Linked DNA regions of Mus musculus: region 1 is linked to region 2. The links are chromatin contacts, found by POLR2A ChIA-PET in ENCODE. All regions are on one chromosome and are shown on one strand. Each heading gives the region's core, a stretch centred on a gene start or an enhancer-like site at or near the end of the contact. The rest is flanking DNA. Distances are from core to core; before and after follow the strand shown.

Region 1 (2,896 bases), core at 257-2,756, 120 kb before region 2:
AGGGTCCCACTCCTGACTTTAGCTCATCTAATGCCTTTGTGTTCCCTAACCACAAAGGTACCACCATTTTGTGCTCTTCTCTTTGGCTACCAGGCTTTTAAGACAATGGCCCCCCCAAGTAATAGGAGTTGGAAAAGGCTGGGGAGTCTGGCATCAACCAGAGCTTGAGCTTGCCTCCCAGAAAGAGGTGTCTTACAGTTTCTACAACTTGCAAGAGAGACTGGAGTCAAGATAATGATGGACCAGCGATGGACTAGGACCACACCTTGACCAGGGCTGCCCTTTCTTTAAAACTAAACCTCATGTCAGGACTCTGAAAGGTAGTGAACTTGAGGGTGGGCAGATGGTCACTGGACCTTTTTGTCCCTCTCCCCAATGTGGCTATATCGAATAAGTCTCCTTTCTCTGTCTCTTCATTATTGCTTATCTCTTTAATTGTTATATTGAGGATATATGCTTGAGCCTAGCTTGTTAGAGCCGCAGGTTCCAAGGTCTAACCCTAACAACTCCAGTACAAGATACCAGCCTCTTCCTACAGGGCAATTAGGGTTTGTCTGGTCATCTGTGAGAGCCTAATCTTCTCCACGAAGATAATTTAAAAGATATTCAAATACATGTCACAAATTACAGTCAGTGTATATAAGCCTCCAATCGGTCTGCTTTTAGATCTGCTTCTGTCAGTATAGTCTTAAAGCAATGCAGCTAAAAAAAAAAAAATATCCAGTATTTCTTCTGTTGCTTTGTGGCCTGCCATTGAACCTTAAAGTCTTTTTTTTTTTTTTTTTTTTTTTTTTTTCCTTGACCTTTTGAGAAACTGCAAAAAACAATGGCAGTCGCAGCTCTAGCCCTGGCTCTCCCTCCGCGCAGCCGCAGGAGTAGGCAGGCTGGACGCGGAAGTAAGCGCGTGCTTCCAGGGTTGTCTGACTCTGAGAGTTGGTCTTTAAGTTGATTCGTTGGACGCCTTTTCTGATGCAACAAGACTTAAGGAAAGAAAAGGATATATATCAATCAATGGTCATAAATTAAATGTCTTGCAATTGTACCTTAAAACTTTTCAAAATCTCGGTACTAAATACACCTCGGTGACTAGTGCCAGGATGACAAGGCATTAGAACCTCCGGGATAGAACGCGCGATTCATTCATTCTTTTGACAATTGAGGGTTTATCAGATACCAGACTTTTGACAGACAGCTGTGTGTCTATCGCGCCAGGAATGATTATTCTTGGTGCTGGGGAGATAAAAAAAAAATGACAAGAATAAATAGGACTAAGAGACTAAGACGAGATCTCAAACGTTATTTCGTTCTTCTGGTGTCAAGCCCCTCTCACGGATTCTAAATTGTCTTTTTCCAGGCTTCCGCCAGGGGATGGACTACAACTCCCATGATACTCGTGTGCCGCTCCTTATTAGAGGCTTCGCTTCTCTCCCTGGCCGCTCAGGGGACGACTACAGTACCCAGAATGCCCTGCTCCCTCGCTTGGGTGTTTTTGCCCCTCTCTTGGCGTTGAACGCGGTAGTGGCTGTCCGGAGTGCCAGGCCTGGGGTTCTCGGTGTCCTTCCCCCGGTCACGGGCGAGGAGGCGACTTGACTTCTGGGCGCCGAGCCCGGGCGCGCGCGCAAGCGGCTGCCGTCCCCGCTGCAGGTTCGCGTCCCGCTTTGCTCCTCGCGCATCTCGGCTCGGCGGCAGCCCGGACGGCCCGGGACTGACGGCCCCAGGACAGGGGTGACCGTCGCGGCTGCGGGAGCAGAGGCGAAGCTGAGGCCCGGGGAGAGGCGACAGCGGCGAGAGCACCCGGGGAGAGGAGGAGGAGAGAAGATGGCGTCGGAGATGGAGCCCGAGGTGCAGGCCATCGACCGCAGTTTGCTGGAATGTTCTGCCGAAGAGATCGCAGGGGTGAGTGCGGGAGCCCGGGAGGGCTACGTCCGGCCCTCGTAGGCCGCGCCCCGGGGGAGGAACAGAGTCCTGGGAATCCCGGAGCCCGCCACTGACTTCGGCTAACAGCGGCGCTGGCCATGTCCCGTGGGGAAAAGGACCCAGGAGGCCATCGAGCCTGCTCCGCGCCTTCGGTGCTCAGATCCTCCTTATACGCGGCGACTCTTACTACAGAGCTTTCATTATCCCTAATTAGCTTCACTCTCCATTAAGTCTACAACACTTGGGTTTTTGCCCTATATGCTGGCTGTTGGAAGATGGGAGCGAGCGGCTTCCTAACGTTGTCGTATAAGCGCCCTACTTTACCTTCTGATGCCATTTCTTAGGATAAGCGGAGCAGTGTCTGCGCCGAAGGATTCTATCCTCTCCCAGCTCCAACTTTGTTGCTGGGGGGCGGGGAGGGGAGTTTACCCAGGCTGCAGGCAGCACAGTCCAACATTACCCCCTCGGTGCTTTTTTAAAAAGTTGTTTTGCACTTGTTTATTTCGTTAGATGGTAACCTTGGTGCCTGTGTGTAATGTAGTGGTGCCTCGACACGTTTGCTAAGCATGGAGGCTGGCAGATTTAAAAAAAAAAATACATAATTTTTCTAGGAGTTGGGAAAAGTTGGACGGAGAACAAACGTTATATAACTTTGAAAAAGCAGCTTTGGTGAACAGATGCAAGCTCATTAATGATAGCGTTGATCACAGCCTATCAGGAACCCTTAGGCCCTAAACTTAAGCCATTCAGACACAGTAAAGACTTAAAATGTAGTATCAACAAGCGCCGATACAAGTAGCAAAGTTACAAAGACAACAACTTTCAACAAACTCAGCGTCATCTTTTGCCAGTGAGGGCAGGGGACACCTATCAGAACAGATTGTCCACGGTGACTGTAAATAGCTCAGACAATTGGGAGCCTAGTCTCAGAGGCCTCCAGTTGAAAAAGCTCCCAGGAAATGAGTGACTCTTTATTTAA
Region 2 (2,893 bases), core at 176-2,675:
TTATGGGCCTACTTCTTCCATTTAAACCGTCCGCTAATGGAATTCTCCGGACATCCTTATTATTTATTGAAGACCCACTTTATCACTCCCTGTGATCAACGGTAAGAACAGCAAATCCCTCAAAGCTCCTCCATTCTCCCCCTAATTCTTCACGCTGTCATACTCAAAGGGAGGCAGGGGAAGGCCAAACCAGCAAAAGTCTGTTACACTGCTATGAATTTAATAGGACTCACAGGAGGGGAGTTTCAACAATTTCTAACCCCTATCACCGCAAACATAAGACAATATCAGGTAAACCGAATGGGACATCACACTGAGTGTGGCCAGTGCTCAATCCCACTGGATGTCTCTCTCCTCTTCAGGAAGAATACTCCAGTTTGGGGAGGCCACGTTTCGGGCCAGCCAGTTGAAATCATCAACCTGGTCCCAGTTATTTTTGCTCCTATCTAAACCGGAGTCCTGGAAGTCCTTGTCGATCCCCGGGTAGCTCCAGGTGTAAGGGGCAAACTGGATGCCGCTGCAGTCCTCCACGATAGCCCTGCTGGTCACTTGCAAGAAGACGCGCGTGTCTTTGGTAGTGTGCACACGGAGCTGCTGGCAAGCCACAGCCAGGACGCAATCTCGACAATCCTCCAGAAACACAGAGGTGGTCACTGGGCCGCAGAGCACCTTGCAGCCGCGGGCCTTCGCAAGCCGCAAGGTGTTGGGATTGCCACACAGTTTGACAGTGCAGTTGGTCAGGTCGCTCAAAAGGACGTCGCGCTGGTGCAGCTCTTCAGCTCTCTTCTCCAGGTCTTGGGACTCCAGGTTGGAGAAGCCACAGGCCCAGCTGGCCCCGGGAGCTCCCTCCTCCTCCTTGGTCACCGGTGGAGAAGGGGCCGCCGAGGCGACGGGTGCGGCGTCTACCTGGGCGGTCCCCGCAGCATCCTTCTTCCGTGCCTTGAAGGCGAAGCGCTTCTTGGGCTGCAACTCCTGGCGACGTTCCGTTAGGACAGCCTGCAGCTGCGCCAACGCCGCCTGGCCCTGCCGCAGGTCGTAGGCGGCGAGGAAGAGCACCGAGTCGTTCAGGAGCTTCCGCAGGCCCTGGAGCCGGTTGGCCGCCTCTTCCAGCCGCTCCGCCGACGCCTCGCCCCGCAGCAGCTCCTCGACCGCTGCGCGCTCCCGGGCGAAGGCGGCGGCGAAGAAGCCGCTCTTCTCCTCCTCCACCTCCTGGTCCTGCCGCTTCTGCTTGCGTCTCTCCACCTCTATCTGCCTCTCCTGTTCGCGCCTCTGAAGTCGCTCGGGCACCAGGCTCAGGTCCCGCGGGGAGCCAGCGGCAGCGTCGGCCAGAGCCATGGAGCAGTCCACACCCTCCATCTTGACTCCAGGCTTCCTCCCCCGCCGCCTTGCCTCCGAGCGCTCGCTCTCCGCGCGAGGCCTCCCACCAACGCGCGCTGTGATTGGCCAGCTGCGGTGACGTCAGCTCCCTCCATATTCTCCTCGCCTATTGGTTTCTTCGCGTTGGAGGGGCGGGAAGGAGGGCGGGGCCGGCTGACAGGAGGGGGTGGGGAGACAAAGGTCCTGGTGGATGGGTGGGGTGGGAGGCAGTCGGGTGAAGCTTTTTTTTTTTTTTTTTTTTTCTTCTTAAAGGGGCAGGACTTATATCCGGGATTGTGGGGTGAGTTGCAGCAGCGGCAGCTGCACATGTGGGTTTGTTTATAAGAACAAGGTTAGAAACTCGCAGGCCTCCCCCTCCCCCCAGCTCCTCCCTGCTACCCCCTTACAGGCCGGAGATCTGCTGCAGGGTGGTGGGGAGGAATCTGTGCTTGTGGTGTTGTGGGGGACAGGTAGTGCGAGAAAGATGGAGGGGGGGGTTATTGCACCTCCCGGACCGCGTCGGAGGAAGCTGCAGCTGGAACAGCTGGCCAGGGAACCGCTTGCATGCCTCTGGGTTTTTTTCTTTCTTTCTCTCTCTCTCTTTTTTTTTCCCTTTCCCTTTTCCCTTCCATCACCTCTTTGCTCAGCCGGTCCCTGCCGCCCCGGTAACCCTCATCCTTCCTGCCCTCCCCCATCCACTGCAGCTCGGCGCGGCCTGGGGGCGTCTGGGTCCCCGTGGGCAGTTACTGGGGCGGGAAGAAAGCGCAAATCACCGCTATGGGAAAGACTGGGTTCCTCGCTGGAGCGGGCTCCGGGGTTCCTGGGGGAGTCTAAAAACAGATTATTTTTTTTAATGGCCAATTGCTGCAGTCGGAGGGGGGGCGGGGGAGGATGACATGCCACCCCCACCGTCTTGCTCCCTGACGCGGTGGCAGCCACTCCCTGCGCAGCTGGCAACCGCTGGCCGCGCGGGGCTAAGACCCTCAGCCGGAGCGCCTCGCTTCTCCCTATAGGGCCGGCGGTCTTTAGGAAGGCGATGGGGAAACGGTACATTATTTCTAGAGGTGGTGGGAGGGATTTGTCACCGGAAGTGAACGAGCCTAGCCTAAAGTCCAGACCAACCCGAGGTGCGAGTGGGCAGCCAAGACCGTGCAGTCCCTGGCAGAAGCCCAAGGCGGCGGCCGCCGAGGACTCGGGTGGCATCCTCGCGTGCTGCCTTCAGCCACCGTGCCTTCTGGACTCGGTGGCCCATACAGTTCTCGGTTTCAGCCCCATCTCCGCCCTTGTTGCCAACCTCCATTTTTGTTCTTTTAATTGGGATTTTTTTAACTGCCCAAAATACTCATTTGAAAATTTACCAATATGCCTGCGTTTTCCTGCAGATAAAGATGGGAGGAAACGAGAGCCATTCAATTAAGTTGGCATTAAGACTTGAGTTGCAAGCCTCACGTCCCATTTGCCTCCTTTCCTAACCATAAAAAAAAAAAAAAAATCCAAACCTCAAGCACAAAATCTTGATTGAAGAGAAAGCATTACA

Evidence for each region. ChIA-PET counts read pairs that join two places held with the same protein, here RNA polymerase II (POLR2A).
Region 1: POLR2A ChIA-PET joins it to region 2 with 22 read pairs in Patski. The contact joins the promoter of Ubr2 here to the promoter of Tbcc in region 2. POLR2A ChIA-PET finds 5 or more read pairs at or near these places in 2 of 5 experiments (Patski and embryonic stem cell).

The regions. Positions count from the first base shown.
Region 1 is chr17:47,009,142-47,012,037 of GRCm38, reverse strand. It overlaps Ubr2 (ubiquitin protein ligase E3 component n-recognin 2), which reads left to right and starts at 1,506. Exons shown (of 47, transcript NM_146078.3): 1 at 1,506-1,896. The coding sequence starts at 1,819.
Region 2 is chr17:46,889,153-46,892,045 of GRCm38, reverse strand. It overlaps Tbcc (tubulin-specific chaperone C), which reads right to left and starts at 1,425. Exons shown (of 1, transcript NM_178385.3): 1 at 1-1,425. The coding sequence starts at 1,356. The coding sequence ends at 331. It also overlaps a transcript of Bicral not described here.